Linked DNA regions of Homo sapiens: regions 2 and 3 are each linked to region 1. A link is a contact called in ENCODE Hi-C or POLR2A ChIA-PET data. All regions are on one chromosome and are shown on one strand. The core of a region is the stretch at or near the end of the contact, and the rest is flanking DNA. Distances in the headings are between cores, read along the strand shown.

What was found. Hi-C counts contacts between places; a loop is a spot of excess contacts on that map. ChIA-PET counts read pairs that join two places held with the same protein, here RNA polymerase II (POLR2A). Pooled maps may share reads with other maps.
Region 2: a loop to region 1 is called in a pooled map, with 5 times the contacts of the local background. The contact joins two enhancer-like sites. A Hi-C loop is called at or near these places in 2 of 168 maps with a recorded cell type or tissue (aorta and esophagus muscularis mucosa) and 4 of 50 pooled maps.
Region 3: a loop to region 1 is called in a map of endothelial cell of umbilical vein, with 8 times the contacts of the local background. The contact joins two enhancer-like sites. A Hi-C loop is called at or near these places in 2 of 168 maps with a recorded cell type or tissue (endothelial cell of umbilical vein and esophagus muscularis mucosa) and 1 of 50 pooled maps. POLR2A ChIA-PET finds 5 or more read pairs at or near these places in 2 of 52 experiments (AG04449 and activated T-cell).

The regions. Positions count from the first base shown.
Region 1 is chr13:41,693,087-41,696,666 of GRCh38, reverse strand. All of the region lies in intron 29 of VWA8 (von Willebrand factor A domain containing 8), which reads left to right. Among named protein-coding and RNA genes, the nearest start is that of MIR5006, 130 kb to the right of the region's middle. RefSeq lists a silencer at 15-94. Within about 2 kb of position 1,551, at least 17 of the 41 ENCODE cell types and tissues checked have a DNase peak (open chromatin) inside an H3K27ac peak, as active enhancers do; they include endothelial cell of umbilical vein, where a contact is called at or near this core.
Region 2 is chr13:41,810,072-41,813,651 of GRCh38, reverse strand. It overlaps VWA8 (von Willebrand factor A domain containing 8), which reads left to right. Exons shown (of 45, transcript NM_015058.2): 17 at 2,312-2,427. Among named protein-coding and RNA genes, the nearest start is that of VWA8, 150 kb to the left of the region's middle. RefSeq lists an enhancer at 691-740. Within about 2 kb of position 1,936, at least 2 of the 41 ENCODE cell types and tissues checked have a DNase peak (open chromatin) inside an H3K27ac peak, as active enhancers do.
Region 3 is chr13:41,787,055-41,790,634 of GRCh38, reverse strand. VWA8 (von Willebrand factor A domain containing 8) reads left to right here. Exons shown (of 45, transcript NM_015058.2): 18 at 3,092-3,198. Among named protein-coding and RNA genes, the nearest start is that of VWA8, 170 kb to the left of the region's middle. Within about 2 kb of position 1,908, at least 2 of the 41 ENCODE cell types and tissues checked have a DNase peak (open chromatin) inside an H3K27ac peak, as active enhancers do; they include endothelial cell of umbilical vein, where a contact is called at or near this core.

The DNA of each region.
Region 1 (3,580 bases), core at 302-2,801:
CTTCCAGCTGCCCAGTGAGGGTAGCTCTCAGCCACATTTACATATGAGAGGACTGAGGCTCAGACTTCAAGTAACTTGTCTGGCAAGTACATAGCAGAACTGAGATTCATAGCATATTGGATTGACCCTACCAGAATTAAACATCACCTACTCTCTCACTCACTACAGATTTGGGGAAAAAGATTAGTTTGAAAATTAAAAAGTACTCATAATAGGAAAATATTTTTTAAATGCAGTGTTGTTACTTATGAATATTTAAAGAGCAAAGTGCTACCAAGAAATAATACTTTCACTAATCAAGAGAAAAGTATTGCATAATATATCAGTAGTTCATTGAGGAAATAAGTCAACTTTAACTTTAGTCCTTGCCACCAGAAATTATCACAAATTCTGAGTTATAAGTATTTTTCTGATTTTGTTTTCACTTTTTTATTTTTACTTTTACTTTCTCCTAGGAGCAGAATTTATAAACATCCAGATATTGTTTATAAAACTTTATCTCCTGAAAATTGGAATGAGGGTTTTACTTTAAAGATTTTCAACAAAGTATTGATGCCATTGAATTTAACTCTATAACCAAAACAATGTGTCATAAAAGGTACATGATATCTTGGTGGTTTGTAATTTAGTAAATCAGTCAAAATTGGATGAGACTACATTTGGAATATTTATTTTAACAGTCCTGCCACATTTTCAGCTGTCAAATTAACTGTCAAATTTACATACACAAATTCTTTAATAAAAGTGCCAGATTTGTAGGTTCTCAGCAAGAGTTTTATTTCCTCAAAAGATCCAATTATTTGGTAACATTGCTGATTAATACCTTATTTAATTTCAATTACTTTCATGAAAGAAAATCTGATTTTCATTGTGAAGCTGTGCTTGACTTCCATAGCCAGCATCTTGCCTCCTCATATACTGCCTTACTTACCCCTTTGGCCACAGTTTCAAGTTTTCCAGGAAACTGCTTCGGAACCCTGAGCAGACCTGCACACCTTATCTGTATACTTCCTCTCTACCTGTCCTCTAAACTGCCTTCTCTTTTCCCGGAGAGAGTATCTTATTTTACAATATACCTCTGTCAAGATGTCAGACCTGTAAAATTCCATGTGAACAGCACACAGCTGTGAAATTTAACAACTGATAAATAATTCTAGTGGAATGAAAAATAAGTAGACTGCCATCAATTCCTTCTTCTTCATTCTACCCTAACTGAAAATGAAGCAAAATATTATAGAGAAGTACTTCCATGAATTCGGCTATTCCTTGCCTTTTTAACATAAAGCTTTGCTCAGATGCATGTCCCTGGTTAGTTTAAGAAGTTGTTCAAAAATTCCTTGCTAAAATAAAATCTTAAGTAAGGAAAGGGAAACTTTGCCATGCCTAAAAATAAAGACCCTCCCCTTCCCCCACTCCCCATGAGATTATTTATTACATCTGTACAAAGTTTAGAATTTCAGATTTAGGGACATTGAGGTCATCCAGAGGTTACTTTTCTCCCAGTTAAATACAAACATAATAAAATTGCTCACTCGCGTCTCCTCCCTGCCCCCCTTAAAGGAGTGCCAAAGCCACAGTTACATGTACTCATGTGTGACGCAAAATTCTATTTTTAAACCCAGACAGAATCTATCATTAGTCATTTACAGAAGGAAACCATTAACATCTAAAAGGATGGAGCAACAGAACTCCTTCATGTTGCCAATTGCTTATAAACTAATTCTAAATACAGCAGTGGCTGGAAATACATGTTTTCTGTCACTTAGAAAGATACAGTTTTTCAGTTCACTTATGCCATGTTATGAATATGTAAGTATTAGACCCTAAAAAGGTAGGAAAATGGAAGACGATACTAACTTCTTTTTCTGCTTGATCATATTTGTTTAATCAACTGCTTATTCTTATGCTTACTCATTTTTGGGCATGAAACATTTTTAGGACTTCCTTTGCTTACAAAGGCTAATATTATCCCAAATTGCTTAAGTGCTAAGAATTCATTTTAACGTTGTACATATTTATTATACAAGAAATATTTTTTCCATCAAAAAGTACTCATTCAAAAAATATTTAATCTAGAATAGAGATTATAAATTTTTAACTTAATTTTATTTTTTTCTTAAGGAAAACTCTAAGATATCATTACCATTTTCAAAACTGTCAAGTAGTGGTGAATGACACTTCTTATATGTTAATTTTTAAAAGAATATTTCTAACACACATTCTTAATGGAGAATTATATCTTATACAGAATGATACATTCTAAGGGTGATGTTTATGAAAGAAATTTAAGCTTGGTTAACATGCTTAGTAAAATTTTTTAATACAAATAAAATTCAGAGTATATGGTGTGAAGTGAGTTATATGGTGCAAATACTATTTTAATTCTTGAACACTTCCACAAAATTAGCTTGTAAAATAAAATTAAACCCACACTGAGATGCTAGATTTGCAGATGAATCATTCATTTTTTTACATTTCTTTTTATTTCTCTAACTAAATTATATGACAGAAGGCAAGGGTCATGATTAATTCATTGTTGTATTCTTTATATATTAAATATAAGCTCCTCAATAAATATTATGGAAAAAATGAACAAACACTTCACATTTTATTGTTTTCTATATTTTTCAAGGTTTTTATTAATTCTTCATGTGCTTTGTGACTTTATTTTCTCCAAAAGAAATTCTTCTTGAAATGAAAAGTTCACAAGAGTTAGGATAACTGGAGGAGCCCCACATTTAAAATAAAATAAAACAAAGAAAGAAAAGACACCCGCATAACAATGAGGTCTGACAAATAACTTGCAGGTACCTTTCTGCAAACCTGTTAGTCTAATCTTCAAAATTCTTTATATTTTAACTAAAAAGCCAACTTCTTTGCATCCCTTTAAAATATTTAATTTTTTCTGGCTTTCTCAATGTTAAGTTTTTATTTCATGTATTTCAGTTCATTTATTTCAACACATAAGGTTTATTTATTTTCTTAAAAAAACGTATCCTAATTACTGAAAGATTACATCATTGCATAGCTGTGATTAATAATGCTGCAGAAATCTGTTGTTTGTACTTTATTACAGCACCAGTTATGAAGGTTCTTCAAGCTTGGTGAATTTCTAAATGAAGGAACATTCATTACTAGCTAGTTTCTTGGAGTCCTTCATATTTCTTGCTTAGTCCTCTTTATATCTATTTTATACCTATTTTCTAAATTGAACCTGGATTTGTGAAAAAGATAAATGAGATTTAATTATGCACAATATAAGAGAGCTTTCAACTGAGCATTCTCTAAGTATAATTTTGTTACAGGTAGATGAATTTCTTAAAATCATCAATCCTTGTAATTTCCTTATAACTAGATAATAAAACAGAATCATGGTTCAACTAGCTTATATTTAAAAGGGAATGGTTTTTACATAAAAATATTTAAAGAGAATACCTTCTGCATCACATATTTAGAAACGTCTTCATAAAACCACCAAAAATTTTAAATTCTTAAATTAAGAAGCACTTAATTCTTTGTGATTCTTAAGAAAAATCACTTAATGTCTTTGTGATATTTCTTAAGTATTACAATATTGTCT
Region 2 (3,580 bases), core at 687-3,186, 120 kb before region 1:
AAATATATGAGCATTCCTTATTGATGACTGGAATGAAATGTGAAGCCTGAATTCAGTGTCATGCTTAGAATGAGATTAGAATGTTATACCCTATGGTTTAACAGGACTCTTATAAGAATCCTCTGGTTAGAGTCATTTGTCAAATATTTTTTATGATTAAAATATGAATTTTTCATGGTCCTAGGTATTAAAAATGGGAATTTCTGAGTTATATTTGACTTTTGATATCAGTCACATTGCCTGAATTTTATCCTCAATACATGTTTCTTTCTCATAGCAAGTCAGTTGCCAAGTTTGTTGTATCCTACCTCTCCATTCTTGTTGCCATAACCTTACTGTAGGACTTTTTCCTTTTATAGGCAGATTATTGAAGTAGCTTTCTGTTTCCTGTCTCAGTTCTCTCTGTCCTTCATCCACTTTCTATGCTGCTGCTGATTTAAATTAGGAAGTAGGCTAGTAATAACCTGATTTGAAAATCATGTTACGACTTTACACATAGCAGAATCCTAGTGCCTTTAAGAATAAAGCCAAACCCGTCAGAGTGTCATTCATAGGTCTTTGTTGTTTGAGAGCAAGCCTTCCAGCAGGACCTTCTAGTAAAGCTGGTCTCATTTCCTCATGTTCTACTTGTGGTTCCATTACTTTTGCTTTCATGCCTTTGATGAGAGGATTTCTCATGCCCATTTGAATATTTTAACTGCCTATAACAGCTGTCTACTGTTCCACTTATTTTAGCATTGAAGTATATACTATTTTGAATTGTAATTTATGATTTATTATATTTGAATATTGTCTCCATATCTGGAATGCAAATTAATTGAAAACAAGAATGGACCAATGTCTGCTTGTAATTGAGTTCTTTGAAACTTAGAATGTGTTTTTTAATAGAAGAAAGGATATGTGGTGGTCATGCTTCCAACCTAATTCCCAAAGGAAATATAATACTAATGTTGTAGCTGAGATAGAATACTAACAGCAAACCAATATCTTATGGAGATGTGAAATACACAAGGAAGGATAAATAAATTATTTTTTTCTTCTTTGGGACATACGGAGATGACCTTAGGTGGAACATTAAAACAAGCAAATGTGCAGTGTGTCTTTGACATTCTCCCCTCATCCATTCTGAACCCTTTGTTAATTTCATAGAGTCCTCTTTTCTAGGCCCTTGAGTTCTCAGGGCCACTTTACTGCCCTTATCACCCTCTGTGACATTTCATACTGACCTGCCTTGCCCTCCCAAAGGTCCAGTTGCTTCAAAAGTGCTTCTGTCCTGTGGTTTTCAGTGATAATCACTGTCTTCTAATGCTGCTGATCTAAGTTAGGAATTAGGCCAGTAATAATCTCATTTACTAAATATATGCTAATATGTAGGTCCCATCACCTTTCTCTGCTGGGTTTTTTGTTTTCATTTTGAAGAGGCTGATTTTTAAATAACAGTTGTTGCCATTCGTTGAGCACCCATATGTGTGTGACATGTGCTAAGCACTTTAGAATCATTTTCTAATTTAACCTTCATAACAACCTTAAAGGTGAGGGCATTACTATTGCCATTTTAAAGTTGAGGGAACTGAGCCTTGGAAAGGTTAAGTAATTTGCCAAGGTAACACAGCTAATAAATAGGATACCGACTTATCTGATTCAAAAGCCTATAAACTTTACCATTATGTTATGCTGCCTGCCAAAAGAATTTCAACAAATATTTATTGAGTACTGACCATGTCCTGAGTTCTGTACTAGCAACTCTATTCGTGGAATTTTGGGAAATGTAATATAGCAAAGTGAAAGTATTCTGACAGCATAGGGGAAGGATTCAAAACAGCAAGCTGCAGCACAAGTGACAAATTGGTTGACACCTCTGTGGCCAACAGCCTAAATTGTTTACAACTCTTTTTGGCTATTTTAGAAACCACCGATTTGCTTAAAGCTTTAAACATTTCCGTGGTATCTTAACACCTTGGCTTTGTGTAAGGAGAAAAAGTGAACAGTCAATCATACAGCCTAAGTCCAGTGTGACCTTTGTTATGTAACATCCTTCCCCCATTGCCCCTCCCATCTCCAACTTAGCACAATTAAAATACATTAATTAAATTTAATTGATAAATACTTTAGATTTTTTAAAAACTATCTTCAAGGATGTTTTAAGTGTAAATTGGTTTCTGTTTATTTTGATTTGTAATTAATTAACAGCACATACTTTAAGTTTGGCCTTACCCCTTCAGTAATAATGAATTCTGCTGTGATATCCATCTAAAGGGACTTTAGCAAGTTGAAACAAGACTCTTAACACAATGTATTTGTCTTTTGATAGGCACAATCATTAGCGGCATCACTTTCTACCAGACAACTGTTGCGAATTTCTCGTCGGCTGTCACAGTATCCTAATGAAAATCTTCACAGTGCTGTTACTAAAGCCTGCCTTTCCAGGTAAACATATTCTTTCTCACTGCGTGTAAGTTTCTGGATCTTCACTAAAACTATAAGATAAGTTTAACTGATGGTGCATATTCCCAATTCTTCAAAATATATTGGTCTGAATGTAGAGCTATTTCAGCCTTGCCTTCACTGATTAGAACTTATTTAATACAACATATTATCTTTTAAAATTAATTTTTGGTCCCAGCATCACCAGAAGCAGATGTTGGTACTATGCTTCCTGTACAGCCTGCAGAACCATGAGCCAAAATAAAACCTCTTTTATTTATTAAAAATAAAATAAAATAAAATAAATTTTTATCCTTAATTTGTATGGGTACATGGTCAGTATATATTTATGGGGTACATGAGATACTTTGATACAGGCATAGAATATGTAATAATCACAACAGGGTGAATGCCATATCTATCACCCTAAGCATTTATCATTTCTTTGCATTATGAACGTTCCAATTATACTTTTAGTTACTTAAAAATGAACAATAAATTGTTGACTATAGTCACCTTGTTATGCTATCAAATACTAGATCTTCATTCTATCTATGTTTTTGTACCCATTAACCATTCCCTTCCCCAATTCTCACTACCCTTCCCACCTCTGGTAACCATCCTTCTAGTCTCTCTTTGTGAATTCTATTGTTTTAATTTTTAGCTTTTAGAAATGAGTGAAAACATGTGAAGTTTGTCTTTCTATGCATGGCTTATTTCAGTTTAAATAATGTGCTGTAGTTCCATCCATGTTGTTGCAAATGACAGAACTTCATTCATTCTTTTTTATGGCTGAACAGTACTCTATTGTGTGTGTGTACAACATTATCCATTTGTCTGTTGATGAACACTTAGGTTGCCTCCGAATCTTAGCTATTGTGAATAGTGCTTCAATAAACATGGTAGCACAGACCTCTCTTCAATATATGGATTTTCTTTCTGTTGGGCATATACCGGGCATATACCTAGCCTATACCTAGGATTGGTGTGTCATATGGTTGTTCTAGTTATTTTTTTTTCTTCTTTTTTTGAGGAACTCCATATAGTTCTCTATAGTGGTTATACTAATTTACATTTCCACCCACAGTGTACAAGGGTTCCCTTTTCTTCACTTACTTGCTGGTATTTGTTATTGCCTATCTTTTGGATAAAAGCC
Region 3 (3,580 bases), core at 659-3,158, 94 kb before region 1:
AATTTATTTACTTCTGGAAAATTTTGAGGTGATCCTCAAAATTCAATTCTATGCTGATCCTTTAGCACAGAAATTTTAGACACAGTTGTAAGAGTTTAATCAGAAATGAAGATTAACTGTTTCTGATATTGAAGTAATGAGGAAATTATTCTATTTGTCAAAAACTCAATTTGCATGCAGTTGTCAGAAATTCCCTTTGGATATAAAATATTTGGGATCAACACCTATGGATAAATAAATAAATAAGCAAAGTGAGTAACATCTATATAAAATTTTCACTGTTTAAGCTGTTAGTAATTAATTTTAAAAATCACAAGTCTGATCGAACTAATCATACACAGTGTTAAAACTAGAAGATTATTGTTGGTGTGAATTTTTTGTTGTCTGGAAGAATCGTTTTGCTTGCAGGAAAGACTATTTGGGGATTTATTTTTGGTTTTAGAAGCTGGCATTCAGTTTTATGGTGTTATAATTTAAAAAATTGAGACCTTCTTTAGGCTTTTCTGTTCATTCATTCAGTTAACTATGTAAGTCTAGCAGATATTAACCATCACTTTGAAAAGCCTTTGAAAAATGTCTGGTTCCATTTATAAAACTCGGCTAAATAAAATACCTTCAAACATTTGAAATGGTTAATAAATTTTATATATTGTTTCCTTTTACATACTTTGGATGTCTCAATGAACAAACAAAACCTTCCTGAGTAATTAAGGCACAAATATAGTCAATTAAATTTATAAATAGGCTGTACCATAAATTATCTTAAATATTCCAATACTATTTGGAAATTTAAGATTTAAAATCACAAGTACAAATTAATTAATCAATTACATTCTGAATAGAAGTCAAAGACTGCCTAGTATCCACAGAACCCCTCAGTCTTTTTCTTTCACTCTTGCAAGTAACACCCCTCCTTCCTAGCGCTGGTGATGTGAGAATACCCCGACCCTTAACAGACTTCTTTGCTACCATCCTGAGAAGTCCTATCTTATTCCTTAATCTAAAGATCCTATCCCACTCCTGTGACAAAGACAGTTATTTGCGTTAGCTTAGTGTAACTACTATACTTCTCTTTTTGACTTTCCCAGAGTGTAGCTGAATCTTTCTTTAGTTTTTCTTATAACCAAAACCTAATGAGACTAGAGCTTTTCCAATTTTTTTTTGTTGGTAAAATGAATAAATATGATAAATGTAATAATTACTTTTAAAAGACACCAGGCTGTTCATAATAGTTATAAGTACACTTGGAAAATTTGCAACAGGGTATGTGCTTGCTTTGGTTTTGGGAAGCTAGGATAGTAAAGAGTAATATTTCATTCATTCATTTATTTGCTTATTTTACCAAGGCCAAGGGAGGAGAGGGAAAAAATAAGTAAAAAATATCAGTGAGCAATGGGAAAGGAAACAGTTAACAAATCCCTTAAAATCCAGGAAAAAAATTAGGATTGGCCTTACACCGCCTGATATGTTCCATTTTCCTCATTTGTTGGATGGGCCAGTATCTTAGAATGTTCTAGATGTAAATATATTTCAACTTCCTTGGTACCTTGATTGATATTGCTGTCTGGGTGCTAGATTGAGAATAATGGTGAAGTGTGTTCAGTCTCAGAAGGAAAGAATGCCCTATTAGCAAGCAATGCCTGCCAATATTGGTGAAGGGAAGGCATCCGTGCCATATTTGCTATTCTCTGCAGGCTTTGGAGTGTAATCTAGAAATGTTTCCACACAGGGCCAACATTAAGATGTGTTGACACGCAGACTATATACGTGTTGGGGAAGCCTGGGAATAGCCAACAAGTCTAAGCCTGAAAATAGTCAATGCCAGTCAGGGTGTTCTGACAGGAAGTAATAGGGATGCAGCTGCAGGGCCTAATGTTACCAAGCCAGCCTCTGGTTTGTGGGATAGTGGTAAGAGGAAGGTTAAGCAGGGTGCCAAGACAAGGGCTCAGGAAACAGGACAAAAGCCAGCTATTGGACTGGGAGATAAGGTGAGGGCTTGGTTTTTGAACGAGGCAGTGATCTAAGAACTATGACGAAAGTTCAGAGATGAGCAGCAAAGTCTGACTTCATGCTGAACTGAGGAGTTACTAGCATAGAGCTATGTAATTTCCTCTATCATAGCCTAGGCCCAAAATGAGGCAGGAGGTAAGAGATAATAATGTCAGATATATGGACTGGAATTTTACAGGGACAGGAAATCTGACAGTTCTTTACATGCTTGTCTATTTGCTGCCTCATGCTCTCCAATCTTTCCACTATTAGAGATTATACTCAAGACTGTAGGAATCACCACCAAAGATTTAGAGCTGTGAAAAACCCAAATTGTTTAAAAGTGGTATGTTCTTAGTATGTTTATTTGGAACGTTATATCACATAGTGGTTAATTTAAAGTGGTATAGTTAAACCATGGGTACCATGGATTAAAAGTCATATCCGTTGGCTCACTTGGGACCATAAATTCTAGCTATAGCTTTATTTGTGTAGGTGGGAAACTATGTTTCATGCCTCAGGCACATGATGCTCATAATCCGTTTGTTTGAAGAATAACTGTCACTCACTAGATGGTTGTTTTGACAACATACACATAGAATAGATAAGCAGATATATTTTTTAATAGGAAGAACGAAGCTAGATAATGTTAAATTCATTCAGAAGCTTATGTTAGAAACTAAAGAAAATCTCATTAATCCATCTCCACTGGTTTGAATTTATGATTGCCAACCTAGAACAGCCAAGTGTTGTTGTTTAATCTACTTAAGAAAATTTGATAAGCCAGTATACTAATTGTACTTAAGAAAGCAAATTTTAAATTTTATTTTGCAAAGTGTTGTACATAAATCAGTACTGCTAATTACAAATAAGTTTTACTTATTAAAGGAGATTCCACAAACATATAATTCACACGTACATTAAGTTTATATTTATTCTAAAATTTTGTTTGATTTAGATTTTACAGATCCAGACTGATCTTCCTTAATTAGTTGTAATTAGTAAGGAGTGTGTGTGTGTGTGTGTGTGTGTGTGTGTATTTAAGAATCGCAGAAAGCTTTGACTTAAGCCATTTCCCCCTTCCTCCCTCTTCATCCTCCAGGTTTTTACCCAGTCTTGCTAGGTCAGCATTAGAAAAAAATCTGGCAGATGCTACAATAGAAATAAATACTGATGACAATTTGGAGCCAGAACTGAAGGATTACAAATGTAAGTATTTGATTTGGCTCTTTTTTTTAAGTGAAATAATAATTAACAAACATTTGATGCTGTTTATTTTAATTCCAGTTAAAATAAACAGTTAAACAGTTTTTGGTTTTCATCTACTTTGTTTTATATATTAGTTTGAAGAAATGAATCTGATTTTTTTAAGTTTGAAAAACACAAGTAAAATCTTAGAATATTTACTTCATTTCAGTACATACTAGATACAATTCCCCTCACCCTTAAGACTCACAATTGATACTAATTGATACTCTGAGAATTCCTGCTGTAAATCAACTTGTCTAATTTTGAGAAATGTACTTTTTCCAAATGTATTTCACCAGTGAATCTAGAATGCTGTTTTCTTTGCATGTTTACATTTTGAGGG